Linked DNA regions of Homo sapiens: region 2 is linked to region 1. Evidence: read pairs that join two places in POLR2A ChIA-PET (ENCODE). Cell type or tissue: PC-3. All regions are shown on one strand. Links, peaks and the distances in the headings refer to the core of each region. The heading gives the core; the rest is flanking DNA. Region 1 has its middle 110 kb from the start of NLRP1. Region 2 has its middle 18 kb from the start of WSCD1.

The links. Peaks named below come from ENCODE experiments on the same cell type or tissue, not always from the same donor. Only the 100,000 strongest peaks of a DNase experiment are listed, where the experiment ranks them.
Region 2: POLR2A ChIA-PET joins it to region 1 with 5 read pairs; 1 of 35 experiments calls an interaction of 5 or more read pairs at or near these places.

What each region holds. Positions count from the first base shown.
Region 1 is chr17:5,695,531-5,698,445 of GRCh38, forward strand. No RefSeq gene overlaps it. Among named protein-coding and RNA genes, the nearest start is that of NLRP1, 110 kb to the left of the region's middle. In PC-3, for the core only: no CTCF peak of the experiment used is centred there; no DNase peak of the experiment used is centred there.
Region 2 is chr17:6,051,230-6,054,144 of GRCh38, forward strand. No RefSeq gene overlaps it. Among named protein-coding and RNA genes, the nearest start is that of WSCD1, 18 kb to the right of the region's middle. In PC-3, for the core only: no CTCF peak of the experiment used is centred there; no DNase peak of the experiment used is centred there; H3K27ac peaks cover 1,358 bases.

The DNA of each region.
Region 1 (2,915 bases), core at 213-2,712:
CAGGGCTCATAAACTTTGTGCTATATGGCTGTAACAAGAAGGCTAGTTTTACCATTTACCCTATGATATGATCAGGCTTTGTGTCCCCACCCAAATCTCATCTTGAACTACAATCCCCACAATTCCCATAATCCCCATGTGTCAAGGGAGAGACCAGGTGGAGGTAATTGGATCATGGGCGTGGTTTCCCCTGTGCTGTTCTCACGATAGTGAATTCTCAAGAGATCGGATGGTTTTATAAGGGGCTCTTCCCCCTTTGCTTGGCATTTCTCCTCCCTGCTGTCTTATGAAGAAGGTACCTTGCTTCCCCTTCACCTTCTGCCATAATTGTAAGTTTTCTGAGGCCTCCCCAGCTATGATTGTAAGTTTCCTGAGGCCTCCCCAGACATGATGAGCTGTGAGTCAACCAAACCTCTTTCCTTTATCAATTACCCGGTCTCAGGCAGTTCTTTATAGGAGTATAAAAACAGACGAATATACCCTCGTTCTGGGAGGATTCAGGGACCCAGGCTGCAATGAGAGGGCAGAGCTGCTGGGAGCCACCAATTTGGTTATTCCCAGGATGTCTGTTTGCTGGGCTGGTATGTTGTGGGTTGTTTTTGTAATCTCCACCTTAAAGCACATTTGGTCAAGTCTTATGAGAGGCTTCCGCTGGAGCTGTTTAAGTGGTGGCAGCTGAGGCAGGCCCCTGTCACTCAGGGAAGGCAGCCCTGTGAAGGACGCCTGGGTCTGGAGATCTGCAAGGGAGAGACTTTCTCCTGGAGAACTTTGGGGAAGCTTGGCTCAGTAAAGAGGAGGCAAGGTGGCCTGAACACAGACACTGGGCTGAGGTACATCTCTAAGATGACTGTGTGTGACCAGGAAGTGCTTCTGATCCTGGATACCTGGTGATATTCCAGCTGGTGAATGTAGCATCCCAGCCTGAATTTCAGCATTTGGGTCCTCCTTGAGAGATTCTGAGAATCTCCTTGCCAATATCTGTTTCTGGTCCTTGCAGACATCCAGACACTGCTGGACTTAGTCACTCACTCTATAGACCAGCTGTCTCTTTCATGCCTTTCTGATATTGGTCCAAAGGGGGCCCCAATGTCTCCCTTCTGGCCTACCCCCGCCCCCATGCACCTGCCCAGGCTTCTGGAATATTGAGGCTCAGCATGAACCCAGTGCCCTGGAGCCCCCTTGTCTTGAGGGGGCAATGGACAGTCCTGCTCTATCATCCTTAGTGTGAATTCCTGACCTCTTTGAGCTTAGTTGGAATTGTAAGCATGGGCTTTCTTCATTTTCCATAGGTGTGGCCGTGAGGCTGCACTGGCACTAGGCCAAACTTCACCAGGACAATCATGTCCACCACAATGGGGCAGCAGGAATTCTGTGTGGCCAGTGAGGGAGGTGTATTATAGAGGCCCATGGTGAAATCCAGATGATTTCACCTGTAGAGTCTCTTCTCACCGTGAGATTCCATAATTTAGAATGGAAATCTAAAGGGAGATTGTAGATGAAAGACTACAGCTAGTGAGTTAGATGACAACCTCCAGCTCAACAGCTGAGTTGTGAGCAAGGAAAAAGAAAATAGTGAAGCCAGGGAGCCAATGTGGGTTCCCTGAGAAAAAGTCATACCCAAGGATTTCCCTGAGAGAATTATTAGCCCATTCTAGCATGAAAACACTCTAAAACAATCTCATAGCTAGAAAATATTTCCTGGTTTTCAAGGCATTTTCCTTTACTATTATTTTCCCCCCTCTTTCATAACAGCCTTGGGAAATAGGCAGGGAAGTATAACATGCCCATTTTACAGACAAGGAAACAGAAAGAAAATGGGATTTACCCCGGAGCACGCAGCTAAGTTATGCAATGTAGACTCAAATTGATCTCTTCTATCTCTGCTTTGGGACCCTTTCTATAACTCTGCATGCTGTATTTTGATTTTTGCAAAACACTTGACAATGGGCATGATCTCCTTGAGGACCAGAGGGAGAAGCATTCCCGATGTGATGAATAAGCATGGTGGGTTAAACATGGAGGCCCATTTGATGGCTATAAGCCTGTTTGATGGCTGAATGAAGAGCTCTCTGGTGCACACCTGCCACAGCCCTTTTGTCCGGGACGACTTCCATGAGACACGGCAGTGTTTGTCAGACTTCTTGATGACACAGTGCTGGAAAGGACAGCTAATCCACTAGTTGGGAGAACTGAGTAGAAAATAATTGAGAATATTTGATGTATTGGAGAGGGCATAGGCTGTGGAATCAGACCAGCTGCAGAACCTTGGGCAAATTACTTAAGGAAAGCAGATGCTCATTTAATGCTCCTTCCCCTTCCTTTCTTCCTTCAGGCAAAGAAGAGGCAGGATTGCTGTCTCCCAATGTGTGAAGCTCCATCTTAATAAAGCAGGTGCTGCCTGTGTCAATACCCTGGTGGCTACCAGCTCAGCCCCTGGAAACTGACTGCCTTGGTTCCTTTCCTGGTTCCACTACATGCTAGTTGTGAGATCTTGGGCAAGCTACACCCTCTCTCAGCACCTGTCCTGTAAAATGGAGACAACGACAGCACCCATCTCACAGGATTATCGCTAGAAAGCACTCACAGTGGTAGCCAGCACCCAACACGTACTATGACAAATTTCCATTGTTGTCGTTATCATCCTGTGACCCCTAAAGGTAAAATGGAGCTGAACGCTGTAACTTACAGAAAGTGGGGTTTTTATTTGTGTAGGGGAGAACTTTTTGCCTCACTCCCCTGCTGAACACTTTTCAATTCCACTTCATTACCCTTAGGAGAAAGGCAGAAATCTTTAACGTGACCCCCACGGTCCTGCTCATGCGGCCCTTGACTTGTAACAGTGAAACTGCCTATGCAAAATGATGACTGAGACGGTGAAAGAAATCTATCTTAACTGACTCTGTTTTGCTTCTAAC
Region 2 (2,915 bases), core at 228-2,727, 360 kb after region 1:
AAGGAGATGAAGAGACACCAGGAGCTCAAGCCCACAGAGGAAAGGCCACGTGAAGACACAAGAAGAAGAAGATAGCCATCCCTAAGCCAGGAAAAGTGCCCTCACCAGAAACCAACCCTCCTGACACCTTGATCTGGGACTTTCAGCCTCTAGAACTGTGAGAAAATAAATTTCTGTTGTTTGAACCACCCAGTTTTTGGTATTCTGTTACGGCTGAATACCATAACAGATGAGGCTGAGCAGATGAATACATTTTTATGATACACGTTCATTTTTGGCCCATGTGTGATCCAATTTTATTATTAATTAATTAGCAATTATTTGGTTACCTTGAGTTACGGTAGTAGTTCTTTTTTTTTTCTTTCTTTTTTTTATTTTAGAGATGGGATTTTGTCATGTTGTCCAGGCTGGTATGAAACTCCTGGACTCAGGTGATCCACCTGCCTCGGCCTCCCAAAGTGCTGGGATTACCCGTGTGAGCCACTGCACCTGGCCCAGTTGTAGTTCTTTTCATGTTATTGATACTAATCCTTGTACGTATTACATCTTCTTCTAGCTGTAACTTGCCTTGTTGAGTATGGTATGAGGTGTAGGCATCAAGCTGTACTTCTTCCTAGATGACTACCTAATTGAAATAGCACTATTTATTTAAAAACAAGATAACAAAATTGAAAACAAAACAAAAAAAACCCTTCCCTTTTCCATTGTCGTGATATGTAATTCTATTGTCTATCTGCGTATGAATCTTTTTCTGGACTCTATTAGTCTATTTGTCTATTTTTGCACCATTTCCGTAACTGACTGAATTACTCTGGCATCAAAGTAAGTCCTGTTATTTGTTAGCATTAGTCACTTCTCCTGGATCTTCTTTATCAGAAATGTCCTGGCTATTCTACAGGCTTTACTCCTACATACAAATTTAGAATCACTTTAGAAGCTGCTGTTAAAAATTTAGCACTTTGGAATTTTGATAGGAATTTTATTGGATCTGGGCATCTTCATAATATTAAGACTGTTCCTGTTCATGAATGTTGTATAGCTCTAACTCCATCTTGTGACTTAAAAAATTATTAAAATTTATCCATGTAAAAAAGTAAAGAAGGAGCAAGAGAACGAACCAGCAAACTGCATGTATGAAGGCCCTGAGGCATGAGTGGGCAGAATTCACTGGAGGCATGGGGAGATGGTGAATATACCTGAAGCGCAGGATGAGGAGGGATGGGGAACAGATGAGATTGAAGACGAAGGCAGTGCTGTAAGGATCTGGAGAGTTCTAAGAACATCACTGATATGACCAGAATTTCATTCTAGAAGGACTACTCTGAGGAGAGAAGAATGGACTAGGGGAGGGAAGAATAGAAACAAGGAGACAAGTAAGGAAACTACTGCTGTTGCCTGGGAGAGAGACAGCTTGGACCAGGGTATTGTCAGTGGTGTTGGAGAGAAGTGGACGGATTTGAAATTTATTTGGAAAGTAAATTTGGGGCAGGGCGCGGTGGCTCATGCCTGTAATCCCAGCACTTTGGGAGGCCGAGGAGGGTGGATCATGAGGTCAGGAGTTCAAGACCAGCCTGGCCAAGATGATGAACCCTGTCTCTACTAAAAATACAAAATTTTAGCCAGGCGTGGTGGCAGGTGCCTGTAATCCCAGCTACTCGGGAAGCTGAGGCAGAGAATTGCTTGAACCTGGGAGGTGGAGGTTGCAGTGAGCCGAGATCATGCCACTGCACTCCAGCCTGGGCAATAGAGTGAGAAAAAAAAAAAAAAGCAAATTTGGGATCAACAGGATATAGTGACTAAACAGTCATGTGTGAGGTAGACAGGTAGGAGGAGAGAATGATTCCTTAGTTTCTGGTTTGGGTGACTGAGCAAACAGGGTTACCAGTTGTTAGAAGGGAACTCCTTTTTCTCCACTCCTGGTTCACAGGAAAAGGGATTTTCCCCTAAGCACACATGACCTTTCTCCAGCTTTTCACATACTGACTCTTCTGATAGGTAAACTTGGGAAGAATAACCGTGCTGGGCTTTGTCCTTCTTCTTTTGGTCAAGTCTGACTTCAGAGGGCAAAGTTCTCTGCTCGTCTAAGACATAAGTCTCACTTGGGCAGGACCCTCCACGCTGCAGGCTGGCGCTGCCTGGGACGAGGTGGATACACTGGCCAGGTTCAGGGGTTGAGTAAGAGGAAGCCACTTGTCTAATAGCCCCAAGGCCACATTTTCCACCTGGCTTCTAGGAGAAACAAACTTGATATTTTGGCCTTTATCTTTACTTTTTAATTTTATTTCACAACTTGTTCAAAACCTAGGAGAAGTAGCAGGGTACCACTTGGTAGGGATTTCTCCACAAATCCTTAATATTTGGTGCCCTGGGGAAGAAAAAAAATAGATCTGGAATTCAGGAAGCCACATTTGTACATGGAGTGGTTTCAGGGGCAGCAAGAGCCTGTGGCTGTGACTCTGGGCATCACGCTTTAACCTTGGTAATTTCTAGACACCTGGATTAGTCCAGATCGGTTCTTTATAGTTGTGTGGTTGTCTTTTAACAGTTCTGGTATGGACAGGCAGGTTGTGCCTTATGCCAAGTGATACATTGACTTTGTGGGTGACTGTGCAGAAAAATATTGAGGTCTCTGAACACCTCCCCAATAAATAGCACCTTATTCCTCACTCAAGGTTTGAACAAATTGAACAAACAAACAAACAAAAATAAAGATAGGGGTGCACAAATCTTTCGCTACGGCATCAAGCCAGGCAGAGGGACCTGACTGTGCTCTGCTACCTGGACCAGGGCAGGCGGTGCCCTGCAGGGATGGAGCAATACAGTCCCTGCTTCCTGCGGCCGCTCACTTCTGAGAGGATGAAGGAACAAAGACCAGGGGGCAGCTTTGAAAAAGCCTTCCATGAATCTCTTGGACC